Regions from separate parts of the Homo sapiens genome. Here all the other regions are linked to region 2. The links are chromatin contacts, found by Hi-C or POLR2A ChIA-PET in ENCODE. All regions are on one chromosome and are shown on one strand. Each heading gives the region's core, a stretch centred on a gene start or an enhancer-like site at or near the end of the contact. The rest is flanking DNA. Distances are from core to core; before and after follow the strand shown. Region 1 holds the start of U2AF1L4 (U2 small nuclear RNA auxiliary factor 1 like 4). Region 2 holds the start of FXYD7 (FXYD domain containing ion transport regulator 7). Region 3 holds the start of NFKBID (NFKB inhibitor delta).

The links. Hi-C counts contacts between places; a loop is a spot of excess contacts on that map. ChIA-PET counts read pairs that join two places held with the same protein, here RNA polymerase II (POLR2A). Pooled maps may share reads with other maps.
Region 1: a map of gastrocnemius medialis shows a loop between it and region 2 (4-fold over the local background). The contact joins the promoter of U2AF1L4 here to the promoter of FXYD7 in region 2. A Hi-C loop is called at or near these places in 2 of 168 maps with a recorded cell type or tissue (ascending aorta and gastrocnemius medialis) and 14 of 50 pooled maps. POLR2A ChIA-PET finds 5 or more read pairs at or near these places in 2 of 52 experiments (CD4-positive, alpha-beta T cell and OCI-LY7).
Region 3: a pooled map shows a loop between it and region 2 (8-fold over the local background). The contact joins the promoter of NFKBID here to the promoter of FXYD7 in region 2. A Hi-C loop is called at or near these places in 5 of 50 pooled maps.

Annotation. Positions count from the first base shown.
Region 1 is chr19:35,744,128-35,747,003 of GRCh38, forward strand. U2AF1L4 (U2 small nuclear RNA auxiliary factor 1 like 4) reads right to left here and starts at 1,291. Exons shown (of 6, transcript NM_001040425.3): 1 at 1,221-1,291; 2 at 998-1,085; 3 at 196-294; 4 at 1-18. The coding sequence starts at 1,264. PSENEN (presenilin enhancer, gamma-secretase subunit) reads left to right here and starts at 1,524. Exons shown (of 4, transcript NM_172341.4): 1 at 1,524-1,573; 2 at 1,708-1,864; 3 at 2,292-2,396; 4 at 2,581-2,876. The coding sequence starts at 1,804. The coding sequence ends at 2,720. RefSeq lists a silencer at 1-3.
Region 2 is chr19:35,141,655-35,144,590 of GRCh38, forward strand. FXYD7 (FXYD domain containing ion transport regulator 7) reads left to right here and starts at 1,601. Exons shown (of 6, transcript NM_022006.2): 1 at 1,601-1,710. The coding sequence starts at 1,680. It overlaps FXYD1 (FXYD domain containing ion transport regulator 1), which reads left to right. Exons shown (of 8, transcript NM_021902.4): 6 at 818-867; 7 at 1,066-1,117; 8 at 1,263-1,455. The coding sequence ends at 1,088. RefSeq lists enhancers at 1-138, 1,262-1,822, 1,823-2,384.
Region 3 is chr19:35,899,019-35,902,025 of GRCh38, forward strand. It overlaps NFKBID (NFKB inhibitor delta), which reads right to left and starts at 1,522. Exons shown (of 12, transcript NM_139239.5): 1 at 1,424-1,522. The coding sequence starts at 1,484. RefSeq lists enhancers at 1-381, 394-950, 796-1,045, 951-1,506 and a silencer at 1,406-1,555.

The DNA.
Region 1 (2,876 bases), core at 41-2,540, 600 kb after region 2:
ATCCTCCTCCCTCCGGAACTGCAGGAAATGTCAGTCAGGGTCAGCAGGAGAACTCAGAGATCTTCAGGGGACTCACTACCCGCTCTGGGGCTGGACTGGATTTAGTGATGAAATTCAAGCTGAGAGCCTACAGTGGCCACCATCAGGCATTGAAACGCCTCCACTTCTGGGCCCTAAGTGGGGGGCAGCAAGCACCTTGACATAGACGTTGCCCACGAGGTGGTCCCCAAGGTTGTCGCACACATTCATCTCTTCAATCTCCCCATACTTCTCCTGCAGTTCTGTGAACACCTCCTGTGGAAGACGGGGAGGAACTCAGCTGAGCTCCCACAAGAAACCCCATCTGCCCCTACCAACCCTCACCTCGAAGAAGCTATCATAGTGCTCCTGCACCTCCACGTCACTCACATGACCTGGGGTGGGGGCGGGCAGGGTGGAATCAGAGTGTAGCCTACTGGGGGCTGTTCACCTTGCCCCCAGGCCTGGTCCCTTACTCACAGTGTGATCCGTCTGCAGTTTGGGCTGTGTTCTGTGGATTCCGGTACAGGTTGAGCAGCACTATGGTCTGCACAGAATTTAAAAGGGGCGGGGCCTGAGCTCAGAGGGCAGGGCTGCATGAACAGAGAGTGAGGCATGAAGGTTGGGGGTGGAACCTTACACCCCAGCCTAAGCATCATGAGTGCATCGGCGATCCTTTGCCCCTAAGAAACCAGAAAAGGGATGGAGGGGACTGGCAAGGATGAACAGCGGGATGGAAGGGACTGGCAAAGATGAACAGCCGCCGTGTGTAGCCTGTACGCATGGGGGCGCGACCAAGTTCCCGGGAAAACGGCACGAAGACCGGTGGGAGGAGCCTGCAGAAAGGTCCAATGAGAAAAAAAGCCGGGCGGTGGGGAGGGACTCAGGAACCCGGAATAGGCGGGACATGGTGACGACGGCCCCAGAAGGGGAAGGGCCAGGGAGCCGTTAACCCCCGAGGCTCCGTGCCGGGTCTCACCTGGCTGAATGTCGGCTTGTTGTGAAGCCGGGAGCACCGGTCCCCGTGCCGGCAGACCCCGATCTTAAAGTAAAAAGAGCAGTTAACCCTGGAAAAGGTGCAAAGACAAAGGTGAACCGAGGGCCGGGGAAGCTGGGCACCCCAGAAACACCGCCCCACCACCCAGGACCCCAGTACCCCGGCCCCGACCCCCCGAGAGTCCACTCCCAGCGCCCGTTCTCACTTGTCCTTCTCAGTCCCGAATATCGAAGCTAAATATTCAGCCATTTTTACCCAAGCCCTCCAGGTCTGGCTGCTCTTACGTCACTTCCGTTGCTTAGGAGCACTGGGAAGTGTAGTTCGTTGCCCTCTCCAGGCGCTTACCAAGCGCTCGGAAACGCCCCAGGGCGCTTGCGCGTGGGAGGCGCGCGCCCTCCCCATAGACTCCCCGGTAGGAGTTCTTTTAACAGCGCATGCGTGCAGTGTTGCCTCGCCCAAAGAAGACTACAATCTCCAGGGAAACCTGGGGCGTCTCGCGCAAACGTCCATAACTGAAAGTAGCTAAGGCACCCCAGCCGGAGGAAGTGAGCTCTCCTGGTGAGTTGGGGGTCGTTTCGCCCACCCTAGTAAATATAAAGAGCTCTTTAATCCAGCCAGCTTACTAGTGGGGGTGGGGATGCCCTGCTTTCAGCAAACCGACCTTTACATTTATCTCTGATTTGTTCTAATAGGGGCGTGGTTGTTCGTGATCCTTGCATCTGTTACTTAGGGTCAAGGCTTGGGTCTTGCCCCGCAGACCCTTGGGACGACCCGGCCCCAGCGCAGCTATGAACCTGGAGCGAGTGTCCAATGAGGAGAAATTGAACCTGTGCCGGAAGTACTACCTGGGTAAGGCAGATCGCTAGGGTCCCAGGAGAAGAGAGGGGACTGGACTAGAGCACCCGAGGGAAGAGGGCCTCGGGGCCTGGATTCTTAAGTCTAAGAGATGAAGGACCTGCGAACGCCGACTCCTGGATTTGAGTGGGGAGGGCCTGGGTCCTGAGGAATGAGGAAGCTGGGGCCTCAATTTCTGGATCCCAAGAGAGGAGGGGGATTGAGGGCCTGGACTCTTGGGTCCTGTGAAAGAGATGGTTGAGGAATCAGATTCCTGGATCCCAAAGAGGAGCCAGATTCCTGAGTCCCTGACAACAGAAATCTCCATTTGAACTTGGGTGTGGGAGAGTTTCTTCCAAATAGATCTCGGTGGGAGTTGGAGAAGATCTTCATTGCCTTATGAGGTTTTGGGGTTTGTTTGTTTGTTTTTCTTTCTCCCTAGGGGGGTTTGCTTTCCTGCCTTTTCTCTGGTTGGTCAACATCTTCTGGTTCTTCCGAGAGGCCTTCCTTGTCCCAGCCTACACAGAACAGAGCCAAATCAAAGGCTGTGAGTCTAGAGCACAGAGGAGGGAGGCCAGTGGCAGGGGAGAGGGGGAAGCGGGGAATCTTGGTGGGAAGGGACAATGGAGGATCCAAAATGTTGGGGCTCTGGGTGAGAAGGGAAGGCTGGTCTAGGGAAGTCTGGAGAGCAGCCGGAGGCCAACCCTTCCAGCTTCTGTTTCCCATGACAGATGTCTGGCGCTCAGCTGTGGGCTTCCTCTTCTGGGTGATAGTGCTCACCTCCTGGATCACCATCTTCCAGATCTACCGGCCCCGCTGGGGTGCCCTTGGGGACTACCTCTCCTTCACCATACCCCTGGGCACCCCCTGACAACTTCTGCACATACTGGGGCCCTGCTTATTCTCCCAGGACAGGCTCCTTAAAGCAGAGGAGCCTGTCCTGGGAGCCCCTTCTCAAACTCCTAAGACTTGTTTTCATGTCCCACGTTCTCTGCTGACATCCCCCAATAAAGGACCCTAACTTTCG
Region 2 (2,936 bases), core at 351-2,850:
CAGCCCGATCCCCGTCAGCGACTATGTATTAAGCACCTACTATGTGCCATGGCCCAAGCCTGGCCCTGGGACCAAGCGAGGAAAAAACCTCCCGCCCTTCCTGGCCGAGCTCCCAGCCTAGTGGAGGCGGTGGCCGTGGGTTCCAACAGCCCCACAGATAGAAAAATCACAAAGCGTGATAACACAAAGTGCAGGAAAGAAGAAACGGCGGTGAAATGAGATCATCTCACACGCGGCCCAGTTTAGCTTAGAGTCTTGTTCCTAGCTCTTTGATTCCTCTTCGAATAAAATGTTAAAGCATGGACAATGTATGAATATGTTAGAACAATTATAGATATTATCATAAGTAGTAGCTAATATTTACTGGGTGTGTACCACGTGTTAGATACGGTTTCACTTCCTCTGGGAGGGAGGTGCTGTTATTAACCCCATTTGACAGATGAGGAAACTAAGGCACAGGGAGGTAAAGTCACTTTGTTCAAGATCACTCAAGTGGAAGATGGGGGGTTCTGGGTTTCCAACCCAGGCCATCTCATGGCAGTCTGCCAAGTCCCCATGACTATCCCTCCCCCACCAACTTCACATCCCTGCCCCCAAATCCGCGGAGGTACTCACTGTTAACCAGCTTAGAAGCCCCCTGCCAGCACATAAGCTGCTCCTGGGTGCTCCTCATTTCTGGCGGACCCCGAGCCTGCTCTTCGTCCATATCTGGGCCTAGTTACACCAATCTGGGAAAGGAGGCTTGTACTGGGGGGTTCCTAGAAGGGCAGCCTCTCCCCCTTTCCATCCCGAAATCCCTCTGCCTCTGTCTTCCCAGGACTGGGGAACCCGATGAAGAGGAGGGAACTTTCCGCAGCTCCATCCGCCGTGAGTCTGGGGAGACTGCGGGTATTCTGGGGAGAGGGCTGGTTCCAAGGACCGCTTTTCCCGGCCCTCCCTGGCTGCGTAGAGGGAAGGGCTGGATCTGAAAGCGGAGGGCGGGGAGTTGCCCCGCCGCGGGCCCCACCTGCCCAGGAGCTGGGGATGCCTCTCCAGAATGACCCCCGATCTCCGTGTTCCCCCCAGGTCTGTCCACCCGCAGGCGGTAGAAACACCTGGAGCGATGGAATCCGGCCAGGTGCTGCAGCTCTGACACGGCGGTGGGAGGGAAGGAGGGAGGAAGGAAAGGCGGGAGAGGGAGGGGGCCAAGTGCCAGAGTTGAAGGGCGGCGAGGGGTGGGGCTGGACGTCCCCCCTCGCCTCTCACCCTTTTCACCCTCACAGGACTCCCCTGGCACCTGACATCTCCCACGCTCCACCTGCGCGCCCACCGCCCCCTCCGCCGCCCCTTCCCCAGCCCTGCCCCCGCAGACTCCCCCTGCCGCCAAGACTTCCAATAAAACGTGCGTTCCTCTCGACAGCACTTTGTCGGTCTCGGTCCCTCAGCGCGAAACGCCAGCGCCACTGGGCCCCAGCAGGGGGCGCCCCACCCTAGAGGAAGGGGCGGGGACGACGGTGGTGGGCGGGGGCGGGGGCGGGGGTGGCCTGCACGGGGGCGGGCTCCCCGGGCCCCCATTGGCTGCAGGCCCCCCCACGCCAGGGCTCCCCCCAGCTCCCCCCCACATCGGTCCGTCCTGCTTCCAGCTGCTGCAGCGCGCCTTCGCCGCCAAAGCATCCAGCAGCCCCCTGCTCCGGCCCAGCATGGCGACCCCGACCCAGACCCCCACAAAGGGTGAGCGTCGTTTGGGGAGGGGGTTGCAGGGGGGCTCCGGGATCTGAGAGCCTAGGAGAGAGGGTGTCGGGAGATTCAAGCAATGGTAAGGCAAGGGAGTTGGGGGAGGGAGGTCCGCTCCTCCTGTGGGCGGAAGCCCCTGTAATGCGCCCCCCCGATCGCCCCTCCGGGTCTCTGGGACACCCCCTCCCCGGCAGGCGTCCTGTGCCAGACCTGCGGTTGGAGAGTGGCAGTCCCGGGAGAAGGGATGCTCGGACAGGTCGCTATGGCAACCGGGTGGCTGGTCCCGCACCGTGGTGGTAGCAGACGGGGAAGAGATGAGCTTGCAGGGTGGGAGCGGGTGGGTCTGCGACCAGAGACGTTCTGGAAGATTTCAGGGTCCCTGGGGTGGGCAAGGGAAGGGGAGGAGGTTCATGTCCCTCTTCTTTCCAGTGCTGTCTCCTAGGGTGTCTGTTTCCTGAAACCCTTGACAGCCAGGTTCAGAGGAAAGGAGTGAGAGCTGAAGGAAGAGACAGAGAGAAGGGATATAGCAAGAGACAGACAGGGAGAACCTGGAAGAGACAGAGACCAAGAGAGGCAGGAGATCCAGAGTCACAGATACAAAGACCCAGGAAGACAAATAGATGGACTCAGAGAGATTCCCAGTGGAGGGGAGAGGCTGAGAGCAGTAGACAGAGATGCAGAGAGAGAGAGAAAAAAAAATGAGAGCCTGGGAGATAGTGGGATTGAGACCGCTATGGAGAGAGAAGCAGAGAGACGGAGGGAGAGAGACGGACCCATGGGGAGAGAGGGGAGTAGAAAGAGAAGAAGGGAGCCATGTGGGGTGGGGCCCAAACCACTGCAGTGAGACCCTATGTGTGGGAATGGGGCGATGGGACCCTCCTTCCAGCCCACAGCAGGGGTGTTTTCCAATCCCAGAGGTGCTGTTGGGTATACACCTAGCTGCCCCTACTGCCCCCATCCAGCCACACACTGATTTCCATTCCACACCAATTAACCCAGTTATGCACCCACTTAAACACCCACTTCTACCGTCGCCCCCTAATAGCCCCCACTGCTAATCCTGCTTCTGCAGATGAGCAAGGCACAGACTGCTTCAAGAGGGAGCCAGTGCCCAGCAAGGGTCTCCAGCACTGAGGGCAGGGGACCAGGGGTGCTGAGAAGCCCCTGGCAGTGAAGGGAACCCGAATTCCACTTGGATGGCTCCCTCCCTTCCGCGCTTCCCA
Region 3 (3,007 bases), core at 272-2,771, 760 kb after region 2:
TTTTGCTCCGCACTTTCCCTCTGACCCAACTTTCCACCACCGTCGCGGAAAGTGAGGAAGGGGGAGGAGGGCACCCCTCTGCAGCAACCACCCCACTTCCGTAAAAAAATTCCACCCCCAGATATCCAAGTTTTGAAGTCAGCGGGTTGGTGGGGGGCCGGCGCCAGGCGTCACTCCCTAGACTCACATCCAGGTTCCCAACATTTTTTTCCCTAGAACCTGACCCGGAAATCAGGAGTCCCCAGCGCCCCTCCTCGAGAAGTCAAAGGCCTCACCCCGGGCCGGGAGCGGTGGCTCACGCCTGTAATCCCAACACTTTGAGAGGCCAAGGGGGGCGGATCACCTGAGGTCAGGTGGCCAACATGGTGAAACCCCGTCTCTACTAAAAATATAAAAATTAGCCGGGCGTGGTGGCAGGCGGCTGTATATCCCAGGTGAGGCAGGGGAAACACTTGAACCCGGGAGGCGGAGGTTGAGGTTGCAGTAAGCGGAGATCGCGCTACTGCACTCCAGCCTGGGCGACAGAGAGAGACTCCATTAAAAAAAAAAAAAAAAAAAAAAAAAGGCCCATCCATACAGTCTCTTTTTCAGGCCCCAGGAATCTGGACCCTCAGTTCCTTCCTCTCTAGGACCTGGGAGCCCCAGTTCCCAAACTCCTTCCCACGACTCAGAAAGACAGAACCCTCACCCTTCCGAGCCTGGGTTCCGGCGGAGGAAGGGTTAAGTGGGGATTGCGCGGGGCGGGGGCGGGAGGAGGTGGCTCGGAAACAGCCCCGACGCGGCGCGCTGACGCCACGGCGCTCACGCAAGGGAATCTTCCATCCTCCCCTTCCCCCCAAGTCCTGTGCCCCAGGTGTCCTGCTCCGAGGCGGGGCGCGCGGCCGATCGTGGCGCTCGTGGAATCCCCGCGCAAGGGGAATTCCTGCTCAGCCCCGCACGGGTGGCCATCCGGAAATCCCAGGGCGGGGCAGAGGCAGGGTCACCGCCAGCGTAGACCCTGAGGCCAGGCTCCGGACCCTTCCCCACCGAGACCCACGCCGATTTTAAGCAACCACGCCCCCCCCCCCCCCCCCCGCACTCAGCCTAGTCCCTGCTTCTAGGGGTAGGAGTCTCGGTTGCCAGCAACCCCTAGCACCTCCAAGGACCCAGAGATCCAGCCTCCCAAGCCTCCCAGCCCTTGCACCCTCGGGGCCCTGCGATCCTGGATCCCCAGGCCCCTGCACCCCCAGGACCCAGAAGTCTGGGATCCCAGCCGCCCCTCTGTCACGATCCACGATCCCCTCCTCCTCCAAACACCTAGGGCCCTCACTCTCGGGATAAAGGACTGACGCTTCAGCTCCGTCCCTCAGGGCCTCGGGAGTCTTTCGATCCTCAGTCCCTCACTCTCTTAGGGGGCCGAACGCGTCCTGCCCGCGCCCATTACCTCGGGGATTCCGTGGCGTGGATTGCGGGCCCCCAGGGCCGCGGCCTCGGCGCTGCGCCAGCCTCGCTGTTTCCCCCGCGGAGCCGCCGCCGGGTCCCCGATCTTGGGTCCGGTACCCGCGAGTTTTTAAACTAGGGGTTATGGCACCGCCCAGTCCTGGGCAGGGCCCGCCCACAGGCCTGGGAGTCCCCGGGTCGCGCTCCGGCGAACGCAGTCCCTGAATGGGCGCGGCGGACTTGGGAGGCGGACTACTCAGTCCCCCCGGGAAGGAGGGAGCTGGGGTCCAGATCTTTGCTCTGAAGGAGCCTAGGGCACCGGGCTCCAAGAGGAGGGAGAAACCGGGGGGCCTGGATTTCTTTTCTTTTCTTTTTCTTTTTTTTCTTTTCTTTTTTTTTTTTTTTTTTTTTTGTTGTTGTTTTTGAGAAGGAGTCTCTGTCGCCCAGGCTGGAGTGCAATGGTGCGATCTCTGCAAACTCCGCCTCCTGAATTAAAGCGATTCTCCTGCCTCAGCCTCCCGAGTAGCTGACACTACAGGTGCTGGACACCATGCCTGGCTAATTTTTGTATTTTTAGGAGAGATGGGGTTTCACCGTGTTGGCCAGGCTGGTCTCGAACTCCTGGCCTCAGGTGACCCGCCTGCCTTGGCCTCCCAAAGTGCTGGGATTACAGGCTTGAGCCATGGTGCCTGGCTGGGGCCTGGATTTCTGGGTCTGTGTCTAAGGGGGTGCTGGAGGCTTTGTCTCCTGGGTCCTGCCCATGGGGGTAGGGGTAGGAGTGGGGATGGAGATGGGGTGGGGGCAGGGAGAATATTACTGGGTCCAGAGGGAGGCAGGACTGGGGGTCTAGACTCCCAGAGGAAGGGTCTGTGGGTAAGGGTATAGGGTGTGGCTCAATTTCTCCCTCTCCCCTACATCACCCTTTTTAGAGGTCTGGTTTCATTTACTCATTCATCATTTAAAATAATTTATTGCAGCAGAGGAGGCATTTTGCTGTGTATTGTGAACTAAGCAGGCAGGAATTCCCAGCCCTGGAGCTGGCATTCCAGTGGGAGGCCACTCTCAGTTTCACTTGGTGACCTTTCACAGCACTGACCATGTTGGCCCTATTTCTCCCCTGCTTGCTTGCTTTTCTATTTTATTTTATTATTACATTTTTATTGTTAGAGAGAGGGTCTCATTCTGTCGCCCAGGCTGGAGTGCAGTGGCAAAGTGGTGAGATCTCGGCTCACTGCAACCTCCACTTGCCTCAGTCTCCCAAGTAGCTGGGATTACAGGAGCCTGACACCATGCCCGGGTAATTTTTGTATTTTTGTAGAGACGGGGTTTCACCATATTGGCTTGAACTCCTGATCTCAGGTGATCCCCCCACCTTGGCCTCCCAAAGTGCTGGGATTACAGGCATGAGCCACTGCGGTGGCCTCTCCCCTGCTTTCAAGATGCCATGCTCTCAGGGGTCCCCTCCCTCTTTCTCCATTTCCCTGGCAAAGTTCCTCCTCTTCCCCCATTCAGTGTGTGTTGTGATAGGGGCAGAATCCTGTCTGCACTCACTTCCTTGGTGATCTCACCCAGTCTTGTGGCTTTAAGT